Linked DNA regions of Homo sapiens: all the other regions are linked to region 3. The links are chromatin contacts, found by Hi-C or POLR2A ChIA-PET in ENCODE. All regions are on one chromosome and are shown on one strand. The core of a region is the stretch at or near the end of the contact, and the rest is flanking DNA. Distances in the headings are between cores, read along the strand shown. Region 1 overlaps TAF12 (TATA-box binding protein associated factor 12). Region 2 holds the start of ATP5IF1 (ATP synthase inhibitory factor subunit 1). Region 3 overlaps PHACTR4 (phosphatase and actin regulator 4).

The links. Hi-C counts contacts between places; a loop is a spot of excess contacts on that map. ChIA-PET counts read pairs that join two places held with the same protein, here RNA polymerase II (POLR2A). Pooled maps may share reads with other maps.
Region 1: a loop to region 3 is called in a pooled map, with 2.3 times the contacts of the local background. The contact joins two enhancer-like sites. A Hi-C loop is called at or near these places in 1 of 50 pooled maps. POLR2A ChIA-PET finds 5 or more read pairs at or near these places in 6 of 52 experiments (AG04450, GM12878, HEK293 and 3 more).
Region 2: a loop to region 3 is called in a pooled map, with 2.4 times the contacts of the local background. The contact joins the promoter of ATP5IF1 here to the enhancer-like site in region 3. A Hi-C loop is called at or near these places in 1 of 168 maps with a recorded cell type or tissue (naive thymus-derived CD4-positive, alpha-beta T cell) and 9 of 50 pooled maps. POLR2A ChIA-PET finds 5 or more read pairs at or near these places in 7 of 52 experiments (HEK293, MCF 10A, PC-9 and 4 more).

The regions. Positions count from the first base shown.
Region 1 is chr1:28,601,402-28,605,079 of GRCh38, forward strand. TAF12 (TATA-box binding protein associated factor 12) reads right to left here. Exons shown (of 6, transcript NM_005644.4): 6 at 1,449-2,173. The coding sequence ends at 2,138. Among named protein-coding and RNA genes, the nearest start is that of RAB42, 11 kb to the left of the region's middle. RefSeq lists an enhancer at 1,038-1,538. Within about 2 kb of position 1,275, at least 6 of the 41 ENCODE cell types and tissues checked have a DNase peak (open chromatin) inside an H3K27ac peak, as active enhancers do; they include PC-9, where a contact is called at or near this core.
Region 2 is chr1:28,234,703-28,238,417 of GRCh38, forward strand. ATP5IF1 (ATP synthase inhibitory factor subunit 1) reads left to right here and starts at 1,422. Exons shown (of 3, transcript NM_016311.5): 1 at 1,422-1,568; 2 at 1,659-1,750; 3 at 3,135-3,398. The coding sequence starts at 1,482. The coding sequence ends at 3,276. RefSeq lists enhancers at 321-827, 1,621-1,680 and a silencer at 660-884.
Region 3 is chr1:28,448,470-28,452,340 of GRCh38, forward strand. The region is part of intron 2 of PHACTR4 (phosphatase and actin regulator 4); the gene reads left to right. Among named protein-coding and RNA genes, the nearest start is that of SNHG3, 56 kb to the right of the region's middle. RefSeq lists a silencer at 2,304-2,353. Within about 2 kb of position 1,627, at least 5 of the 41 ENCODE cell types and tissues checked have a DNase peak (open chromatin) inside an H3K27ac peak, as active enhancers do; they include PC-9, where a contact is called at or near this core.

The DNA.
Region 1 (3,678 bases), core at 25-2,524, 150 kb after region 3:
TTTATATTTTTAGTAGAGACGGTTTCGCCATGTTGGCCAGGCTGATCTTGAACTCCTGACCTCAAGTGATCCACCTGCCTTGGCCTCCCAGAGTGCTGAGATTACAGGCTTGAGCCACTGCGCCCGGTCACCTGGGTCTGTTTTTATTCATCATTGTATCCCTCTGCTTAGGACAGGCATGGGATTATAAATACTTGCTGAGTGAATGAACAAGTCCCTCAATATGCAGATAGGACAAGACTGAGATAGATGACGCCACTTACTTGTCACACTGCAAATCAAGAACTGGGGTCTTTTGATTCTACCTCAGCTCTTTCCATTAAACTTCCCCGATTCCTGTGTTCCCTTCTGTCTTAGTGGAGATCTCAAAACTAATTCTAGATTCCTTGGCTGCCAAGGTCAGTGACTCATCGTACTACTGAAACCCAGCTGGAGGCCCCTTGGTGTTTGGTATCACCAACAGAATATCCTTTATGAGTGTCACCACTGGCATCAGGAGGTTCTGGGGAAAGTGAAACCCTTCAGCATCCTCGTCCTGATGGTTGGCCACAAGAGTGACCTGTTGGTGAGCACTGGGTGACACCACAGGGAAAGAAGCTGGCTGCCTCTTTGGGGCATTGAAACTTCAGCCAAGAGCAACAGTAACATTAGCACAGCCTCTGAGGAGCTCACTCAGTGTATCTGTGAGACTGTGAAGTGGGGGGGACATGGGATCTAACTCAGGGTGGGAGGGAATTTTGAAATGCAGGGTCTCATCCTGGGCCAAGCTTCAGGACGCAGAGGACCAAAGCAAATCAAGGTGGCTGTGCCTGTGCTAGTGACCCTTGGGTAGGACAGCCATCCTCCCTAGAGCCCACAGAACTCTCACAATCCACAAGGGCCATGCTGGGCCCAGGACAGGATGATGCTAGGTGCCACTGAAGGACATGACCCAGAGGTCTGGAAGGCGCCTGGTTTCTTCTGCATGATGGTGAAAACACCAGGATCAAAGATAACAGCAACTAAGAAGAGATGGGCACCTGCACAGACATGCCTATCCTGAGGACAGGGGCCTACTCCCATCCTTTCTCAGGGACAGGGACAAACACAGCTTTCTCCAGGAGTTCCAGAAGAGCAGGTCAAAAAGGGTTTTTAGGCCGGGCGCGGTGGCTCACGCTTGTAATCTCAGCACTTTGGGAGTGCGAGACCTGTCTGACCAACACAGTGAAAACCCCATCTCCACTAAAAATACAAAAATTATCTCGGTGTGGCGGCAGGCGCCTGTAACCCCAGTTACTTGGGAATCTGAGGCAGGAGAATCGCTTAAACCTGGGAGGCTGAGGTGGCAGTGAGCCAAGATCACATCACTGCACTCTAGCCTGGGTGACAGAGCTAGACTCCGTCTCAAAAAAAAAAAAATTAAAAAAAAACAAAAAAAACCAAAAAGGGTTTTTAGGCATATAACATTGCCAAAACAAGGATGCCTCTTCAGTTGAGGGCCGTGAGAGAAGGTCACCCTACTCAATTCTTATGGCCGAGAAGCTGGACTCAAACTCCTGCTGATGTTATGGCCTCCCTTGGGGTAAAATGATGGAAAATCCCTGAGTTTTTCTCAAACACCAAAATGAATAACGATGCTGCCACCTGCTGACTAGAGAGCTACAATCCAGGCTTGCTTGTCCTGACTCCCTCTGGGATTTCAAAGGTACCCTGTCTTTCGATTAATAACTTCTTTATTCTGGAAAAGCAAATGAAAGTCATATTCATATAAACACTGACATTACAAAGTACAGGGAAAAGGGGAAGGGAGAAGGAAACAAAACCCTTTACAAATCCTGCTAATACTGTCTTACCCAAAAAGACCATAATGCTTTGTCCCATATTCAGTCACTTATATAATAAACCACAAATAAAATCTTCTCTGGAAGATACATTGCTCCTCTTTGAGATGGCAGGGAAAAGGGACCGGAAGTTGGGGTAGGAGGCTTTATTCTTTTGGCAGATCCTCTCAGTCATTATAGATATTGCTGCACTGTTAATAAAAAATATATGCTTCTCTGTAAAGCATTAAAAAAAAAAATCCAAGGATGAGATGGCTGAGTTCTCAGCTCAAGTATCTCCAAATACATTGCTGTCCATTCCCTGACCTTTCCGTGTGTTATTTCTTGGTTGTTTTCCGGATCAATGCCATTCTCTGAAAGGAGAGACAAATAAGCAGTTATACAGCAGCAGCTGGAGTCAGGAGCTTTCTGGAACATTCTGTGTGGCTAGCAGGCCTCATGGTCTACACTGTAGGCCGCAGCCCTCAGAGACCTGCAGTCACAAGGCATCTCAGTAGATTCCTTTTAACCAGAGAGCAGTCTGCAAGGCCCCAAGAGATGTTTAGATGGGCTAGTGGACCCATTTCATCCACCAAACTGCTCTAGGCTAGCAGAATGGCAAAAAAGTTAAAAGCAGGAGAAAGTGACAGCTCTTGAGTTTTGGTGACTTAGAGAATAAGCTGGCAAAGCATGTGTTTTCTTTCTTTCTTTTTTTTTTTTTTGAGATGGAATCTCGCTCTGTTGCCCAGGCTGGAGTGCAGTGGCATGATTTCGGCTCACTGCAACCTCTGCCTCCCAAGTTCAAGTGATTCTCCTGCCTCAGCCTCCCCAGTAGCTGGGATTACAGGCACGTGCCACCACGCCTGGCTAATTTTTGTATTTTTAGTAGAGACAGGGTTTCACTACATTGGCCGGGCTGGTGTCAAACTCCTAACCTCAAGTGATCCACCAGGCTCGGCCTCCCAAAGTGCTAGGATTACAGGCATGAGCCACTGCGCCTGGCCAAGCATGTGTTTTCTGGGGTCCCCTGACCCCAATCTTTTCTCCAATGATGGACACAATAGGGAAGGGGCCTCAATTTCAAAGTGTTGCCACACACAAAGGGAGCTGACATTTCACATCTCATGACCTGCATTGAAGGGAAACTGAAGACTAACAACTTCTACCACAGTCCATCATGGAAACACTCAGATCATAGGTTTCATGATCTGAATTCTTTTACTATTACTAGCTACTAGCCAAATTAACAACTTACTTTGTTCATTCTTTTTGACCAAATACCAATATTATGGCATTTGTCGACTAAATAAATAGGGCTGAAAATGGTTAACTTGGGAGCACAAAGTGACAGTCCATTGTTTGCAGGGACTCTCTTCTGAACAGTGCAATCTTTCCATTCAGGAAACTGGTGGCTTCCCTTTAGGGCTTGCTTCGTGAGCTTTACAAACACCGGCTCCAGAGATACCAGGCTATGGCGAAGCAGGGGCACTCAACCAGGACTGCCCAGTTGTGCCTGCTAAGCTTGGAAAAAGCTCACGTTTCAAATCAGAGTAGCCACTTAAGTTAAGACAGAAAGGATAACAGCCTTGTCAGAGGGAGGCCAACACTGCTGTTGGACTGACCAAAGATGGGGATGACTTGCTCCACAGCAGAAGTAGTATTCTCACACTGACTCCTAGGTTCCTTGTTCAGAGGGAACCTTGTTCAAAGGTAAAACCAGGACACAGGCCAGAATGTCCAGCACGGCAGCCTGGATACTACCTCTCAGAACAAGTACAGCACATTTTTGCTTTCTTTAACCTGCCCTCTCTTCATAGGACCATATATGGTGTTGCAATCAGCAACAATGAAGGAAGATTTCATTAAGGAGGTATGGTGG
Region 2 (3,715 bases), core at 172-2,671, 210 kb before region 3:
CAATGGCGTGATCTCAGCTCACCGCAACCTCAGCCTCCCGGGTTCAAGCATTCTCCTGCCTCAGCCTCCCAAGTAGCTGGGATTACAGGCATGTGCCACCACGCCTAGCTAATTTATTTTTTATTTTTATTTATTTATTTTTGAGACAGTTTCTCTCTTGTTGACCAGGCTGGAGTGCAATGGCGTGATCTCAGCTCACTGCACCCCCTGCCTCTCAGGTTCAAGCGATTCTCCTGCCTCAGCCTCCCGAGTAGCTGGGATTACAGATATGCGCCACCATGCCCAGCTAATTTTTCATATTTTTTTTTTAGTAGAGATGGGGTTTCTCCATGTTGGTCAAGCTGGTCTCGAATTCCCAACCTCAGGTGATCTGCCCGCCTCGGCCTCCCAAAGTGCTGGGATTACAGGTGTGAGCCACCGCGCCTGGCCTGCTCTTTTCTACTGCATTGCACCACATTGCCAAAAGTGCAGTTATTAAGCCCATTCAACAATATGTTGCTAACGAAAAAAACAAACTAAAATATTTTTAAAAGGTTTATTCTGAGCCAAGATGAGTGACCATAGCTTGGGGAAACACAGCCTCAAGAGGTCCTAGGAAACTGTGCCTGAGGTGGTCAAGTTATAATTTGGGTTTTCTTTTTTTTTTTTTTGTTTTGAGACGGAGTCTCGCTTTGTCACCAGGCTGGAGTGCAGTTGCGCAATCTCGGCTCACTGCAACCTCCGCCTCCCGGGTTCAAGCCAATTCTCCTGTCTCAGCCTCCTGAGTAGCTGCGATTACAGTCGCGTGCCACCGCACCCGGCTGATTTTTGTATTTTTAGTAGAGACGGGGTTTCCCCATGTTGGCCAGGCTGGTCTCGAACTCCGGACCTCAGGTGATCCACCCACTTCGGCCTCCCAAAGTGTTGGGATTACAGGCGTGAGCCACCGCGCCCAGCCAGAACACTGACACTTCTCATAACAAATGAACGCGATTTATGTATATCTAAGCCAGGGCACATTGGACGTCGGTATCCTGGACATCAGCATCCTGGACACAGCTCCCAAACCCCGAATTCCCCCATTTTATTGATGCTAGCAGGCCAGGGAAGGGAAAACTTCCTTTGGGCTTTGAATAATAACGACTTTAGAATTGAAATCGTGGGCTGGAGGTGGACGCCACGCCTCATTCTGATGGGTCCAAGAGCCGAAATTTCGGCTTCTGGCACTCTCCTCACTCAGCTCTCTAAACTCCTCCATCATTCCTCTTTCCAGTCCTTTGGCCCTAAGCCCTTGCTAGCGGTTGGCTAAGAAGAAACCCGTCTCTTGCTCGGGATTCGCTGTGAGCTCCGGGAAGCCCGCCTCCGCTCTCCCGTGATTCGCTACTCCTGTGTTCATCCGCCCCTCCGTCGACCAGATTGGGTGCTTGGCCGTCCCTGCCATTAGCGCGTAACGAGAGACTGCTTGCTGCGGCAGAGACGCCAGAGGTGCAGCTCCAGCAGCAATGGCAGTGACGGCGTTGGCGGCGCGGACGTGGCTTGGCGTGTGGGGCGTGAGGACCATGCAAGCCCGAGGCTTCGGCTCGGATCAGGTACGCTGCGGCAGTGTCCGCTGCTCCAGCCCCGCGGGCGGATCCCATCTTTGCTTCCGTACCTTTACCAGTGTCCCTGTCTCTCTGCAGTCCGAGAATGTCGACCGGGGCGCGGGCTCCATCCGGGAAGCCGGTGGGGCCTTCGGAAAGAGAGAGCAGGCTGAAGAGGAACGATATTTCCGGTGAGGCTCACCGGGTCCCAAGTCCAGCCCTGGATCTCCCAATGGCCTTCCAATCCTTAAACTGCCAATCGCCCCACCCGTTCCTACCTGGTGCCTTGGGCGCCCCATCCCCCAACAGAACTCCCGGGCCCCAATCCAGTATACCCTAACCCTTGATGTCCCGACCGTTGCCACGTATAGGGCACTCCCAGTTACCTGCACAACAGTTTCAGGCCCCCAAACCGTTTCCACCGGCGGGTCTCCAAAACAACCCACGGCTCAACTCCTCCTTTATCATTACCATCTCCCGCGTGGAGTTCTCCTCAGGTCGTGCGAAACACCCCCAGATTCTTCGCACAGTGTCTAGATCCGACCGCCCAACGTTTGCCTCCCAGCCTGACTCCCTCGGCCCTTACCCACCTGTCACCCCCTCTACGCTCTCCTTCCTCGCCAGCACGCCTTAGCTTTGCAAGCCTGCATGCATTCAGGCTTCTCAGGTGTTTCTAGACCCCCGACTCCGCAAGAGTGAGGATGATGGGAGCTGGTCATGGGAGCTACTTATGGTTGGACACCATCTTCTAAAGGCTTTTGCCCTACTCAGCCCAACCTAGACCTGTAGATTTCCCTCTCCTGCTTAGGAGTATGGAGTGGGCTGGGCCTCCCTTTGCCAGCCTTGAGTTATCTTTAACTGACTTCTGTCCACTCTGGAGAGCAGTGAGGAATTAATCTTGCTTTTGCTTGTCCTTTGGCCTTTCACTTCTGCCTTCTGTTGAGAATTATCACCATGACACCTGCCATACCGTATAGAGAGCCAAGGTACAGCCGTTAGAGACTATCTAATTGAGCCCCTACATTTTGTAGTTAAGGAAAACTGAGGCCTAAATGTGACCAAACCAACATTGTAATCCAGTCCCTTCTTGGAACCTAAATTGAACTGCCAAGTACTGCGCATGCAAGAGACCCTTTATTGGCCTTACAGTGGGCCATTCATTTCTATAGGCAAAGAAAGCTCTAGACAGATTGGAATAGGAAATGGATATTTGCCTTTTAGCTACACCCCTTTGTCTGTCTTCCTCATTTTGTTCCTTTTTTTTTCCCTAAAGGGGAGTCAAGTTCCCTGGGTTGTTCCCCTCATAAGGTATTAGGGACTTGTGTCACATCTCTCTGGAGTTTTCTATTTTAAAGAGGAATCTGAAAGCAATAAGCTCTTTGGTCTTCTTAAGATGGCTACACCTCAATTTAAGATGGGGTATTCTTTCACTAGTTGAGGAGTAGAAGAGGATGACCAGCTAGACTCCCATGGAATTGGAACTCCTATTCCTTGCTTAGACATTACAGGTTATGCTTTGAGATCTCTTTGGGGTGAAGGATTGAAATTAAACCCTGAGCCACCGTGTCCTTGTAGAGCACAGAGTAGAGAACAACTGGCAGCTTTGAAAAAACACCATGAAGAAGAAATCGTTCATCATAAGAAGGAGATTGAGCGTCTGCAGAAAGAAATTGAGCGCCATAAGCAGAAGATCAAAATGCTAAAACATGATGATTAAGTGCACACCGTGTGCCATAGAATGGCACATGTCATTGCCCACTTCTGTGTAGACATGGTTCTGGTTTAACTAATATTTGTCTGTGTGCTACTAACAGATTATAATAAATTGTCATCAGTGAACTGTGTTTGATGCCTTCTTCTATCTGGAAGAGATAGACAGACACCAATGGACTGCTAAAATGGATTAGAGGCGTCCCTGCATCCAGGAACCCACAGACAATGCACAGTGTGATAAGTGCTATGAAACAACACGAGTTGGGGGGATAGGTGTGACACAGACAAAGTACCCCTCCCCGTCTAATTAGAGGTGTTCAGAGAAAGCTTCCTGAAGGATAAATCCCAATCTGAAGCATAAAGATCAGGAGGATCCTGGAGATCCGAAGGAGTCATTGCTTCAAAAGATACAATTAGGCCAGGTGCGGTGGCTCATGCCTGTA
Region 3 (3,871 bases), core at 377-2,876:
TGGCCGGGCGCTGTGTCTTATGCCTGTAATCCCAGCACTGTGGGAGGCCGAGGAGGGCGGATCATGAGGTCAGGAGATCGAGACCATCCTGGCTAACACAGTGAAATCCCATCTCTACTTAAAAAAAAAAAAAAAAAAAAAAATTAGCTGGGCATGGTGGTGGGCGCCTGTAGTCCCAGCTACTTGGGAGGCTGAGGCAGGAGAATGGCGTGAACCCGGGAGGTGGAGCTTGCAGTGAGCCGAGATCGTGCCACTGCACTCCAGCCTGGGCGACAGAGCGAGACTCCATCTCAAAAAAAAAAAAAAAAAAAAAAAACCTGATAAGGTGTAAAACATACAGAGAGTTCATACAGATCCAATAACTTTGTTACTTATTACCAAGTCAAGTAAAGCGGGGGGCGGGGGTGGGGGGACAAGGCATGGTAGCTCACACACTTTGAGAGGCTGAGGCAGGAGGATTGCTTGAGACCAGGAGTTCGAGACCAGCCTGGGCAACATAGCGAAACCTGATCTCTACTAAAAAAATTAGCCAGATAAGGTGGTCTGCACCTGTAGTTCTATCTTCTCAGAGGCTGAGGCAGGAAGATTGCTTGAGCCCAGGAGTCCAAGGTTGCAGTGAGTTATGATCATGCCATTGTATTCCAAGCTGGGTGAAAGAGTGAGACACTGTCTCAAAACAAAACAACAACAACAACAACAACTGGCTGTGCCAGGTGCAGTGGTGCACCCCTAGAGCCCCAGTGACTTGAGAGGCTGAAGCAGCAGGATTGCTTGAGACCAGGAGTTTGAGGCTGCACTGTGCCATGATCGCGCCCATTAATAGCCACTGTACTCTAGCCTGGGTAACATACCCCATATCTAAAAAATAAAAATATATATGTATAATAAAATAAATAATTGGTTGTAAATCTAATTCTAAAATTAACATTATCTTTGACCTAGGGCATATTGTTTAATCCTGTTTTATCTCATATCTCCATCAAGTTATGCAGGTATAATATGTATCTATAGCAAATAGTTAATGAATACTTTATCCGAAGATGAAAGGTGCTAAGTGGTTTTTATAAATATCATACATTTATTTAAAAATCACAGCCAATGGCCCAGTGCTGTGGCTCACACCTGTAATCCCAGCACTTTGGGAGGCCAAAGTGGGTGGATCACCTGAGGTCAGGAGTTTGAGACCAGCCTGGCCAACATGGTGAAACCCTGTCTCTACTAAAAATACAAAAGTTAGCCAGGCGTGGTGGTGGGCACCTGTAATCCCAGCTACTTGGGAGGCTGAGACAGGAGAATCCCTTGAACCCAGGAGGCAGGGGTTGCAGTGAGCTGAGATCGTGCCATTGCCCTCCAGCCAGGGTGACAGAGTGACACTCTGTATAAAAAAAAAAAAAATCACCCCTGAAATTCATATGAAACAACTACACTTGCACTTAAAAACTTCAATTAAATATTTACTAGGAAAAATATGGTGGTTGAAGAAACTACTAGAACTCTGCATAATTAATGATGTAAGAAACAAGCCTATGATATGTGAGGTGCTACAACTTGAATGAGGGAGTAAGTAGTTTAAATACCAGGCCTGGTTTCAGGGTACTACTCAAACAGGAAACTCCAAACTGTAATTTGGTTAGTTATCTTCCACTCCCAGCCTCCACCCCCTCCAAAAAACACCAAGACTGTCAACTCTGTGACGTGCTTTCCTAATGGCCTGTAGCTACATGACTCAAAGAAAAAGGTGTTTTCTTTGGAACACACAATTGTAAAACTATACCCAGCATCCTACACCCTGATTTCTGGCAAACAAAGGAAAACTACCTTTTTTTTTTTTTTTCACTCATAGAAAACAGAATGGGGCCATAGGCCATTTAAAATGCCATAACTAGTTTAAACAGAAACAACAGTCTATCCAAATGTGACTGCATGCCTATATGTTCTCTGTCAAATTGGAAATTAGAGGGAGCATTTTATAAAATCAGATGCTGAGAACAAAGATTTATGTGCAGAATTGGCGTATGAACAGTTTCAGGCCCATCTTTCTTAGTCCTTTATTAGTATAAAACAAATTTGGGTGTACTTATATAATTTTTTAAAAAACAGTGATGATTTCTGGATACCTGAGTATATTTTTTGTTTTTGTTTTTTTTGGTTGTTTGTTTGTTTGTTTTGAGGCAGGTTCTCCCTCTGTCACCCAGGTTGTAGTACAGTGGTATGATCACAGCTCACTGCAACCTCAACCACCTGAGCTTAAGCAGTTCCCTCGCCTTAGCCTACCGAGTATCTGGGACTGCAGGTGCATGCCACCACGCCCAGCCAATTGTTGTGTGTGTGTGTGTGGTTTTCGTTTTGTTTTGTTTTTGAGAGGGAGTCTTGCTCTGTGGCCCATGCTGGAGTGCAGTGGAGTTGTCTCAGCTCACTGCAGCCTCTGCCTCCCGGGTTCAAGAGATTCTCATGCCTCAGCCTCCCCAGTAGCTGGAACTACAGGCATGTACCACCACACCCAGCTTTTTTTTTTTTTTTTTTTTGTATTTTTAGTAGAAACAGGGTTTCATGTTGGCCATGCTGGTCTCCAACTCCTGACCTCAAGTGACCCGCCCACCTCGGCCTCCCAAAATGCTAGGATTATAGGCACGAGCCACCGCACCCAGCCTAATTTTTGTATTTTTGTAAAGATGATGTCTCAGTATGTTGCCCAGGCTGGTCTTGAACTCCTGGGTTTAAGCAATCCACCCACCTGGCCTTCCAATGTGCTGGGATTACAGGCGTGAGCCACTGCATCCAGCCTACTCTTTGTTCTGTAATGTATTCATCTGTCAGTTTCTCTTTGTTTCTATTACAGTTTCTAAGCATTGCAATTGAATCCTCCTGTCAAACAGAAATTCATACTAAGAAGCTTGAAGCTTGAACTATTGTAGCAGGATTTTTTTTTTTTTTAATTTTAGATACAGGGTATTGCTGTGTTGCCCAGGCTGGAGTGCAGTGGCTATTCACAGGTGCAATGATACATATCACAATACAGCCTCAACTCCTAGACTCAAGCAATCTTCCTGCCTCAGCCTCCTGAGTAACTAGGACAACAGGTGCGCATCACTGTGCCCTGCCCAGTGTTATTGTAGCAGTTTTAGAGATAAATGGCTTAATTAGATCTAATCAGCCACTGCTATGAAGCACTTATGCATTAATTTTTTTCTTTGAGACAGGGTCTCACTTGTTGCCCAGGCTGGAGTGCAGTGGCACAATCACAGCTCACTACAGCCTCAACCTCCTCAGATCAAAGGATCCTCCTGCCCCAGCCTCCCAAGTAGCTAAGACTATAGGCAAGCACCACACTTGGCTAATTTTTTTTTTTTGTAGAGGCAGGGTCTCCCTATGTTGCTCAAGCTGATCTTAAACTCCTGGGCTCAAGTGATCCCCACTACCTCGACCTCCCAGAGTGCTAGGATTAAAAGCATGAGCCACCATGCCTGGCAAATTTATGCATTCTTCAAAACTCTTTATTATACAGCTAAAACACTTTTACCTGGCATATTTAGATCTTCATTAAATTTGGTTTCTAGCTCCTTTAGCACAATATTTTACTTGTGGCAAACTAGGAGAATATACTTAAAAGAACTCTTAGAATCCAGATTACAGTTGACCTTTAAACAACACAGGTTTCAACTGTGTGGGTTCTTATGTGTGGATGTTTTTCAATAAATGTATTGACAGATTGTTTGGAGATTTACAACAATTTGAAAAAAAAAACTCACAGGCAGACCAGATGTGGTGGCTTTTGCCTGTAATCCCAGCACTTTGGGAATCTGAGGCAAGAGGATTACTTGAGGCCAGGAGTTCAAGGTCGACCTGGGCGACATAGTGAGACCCCATCTCT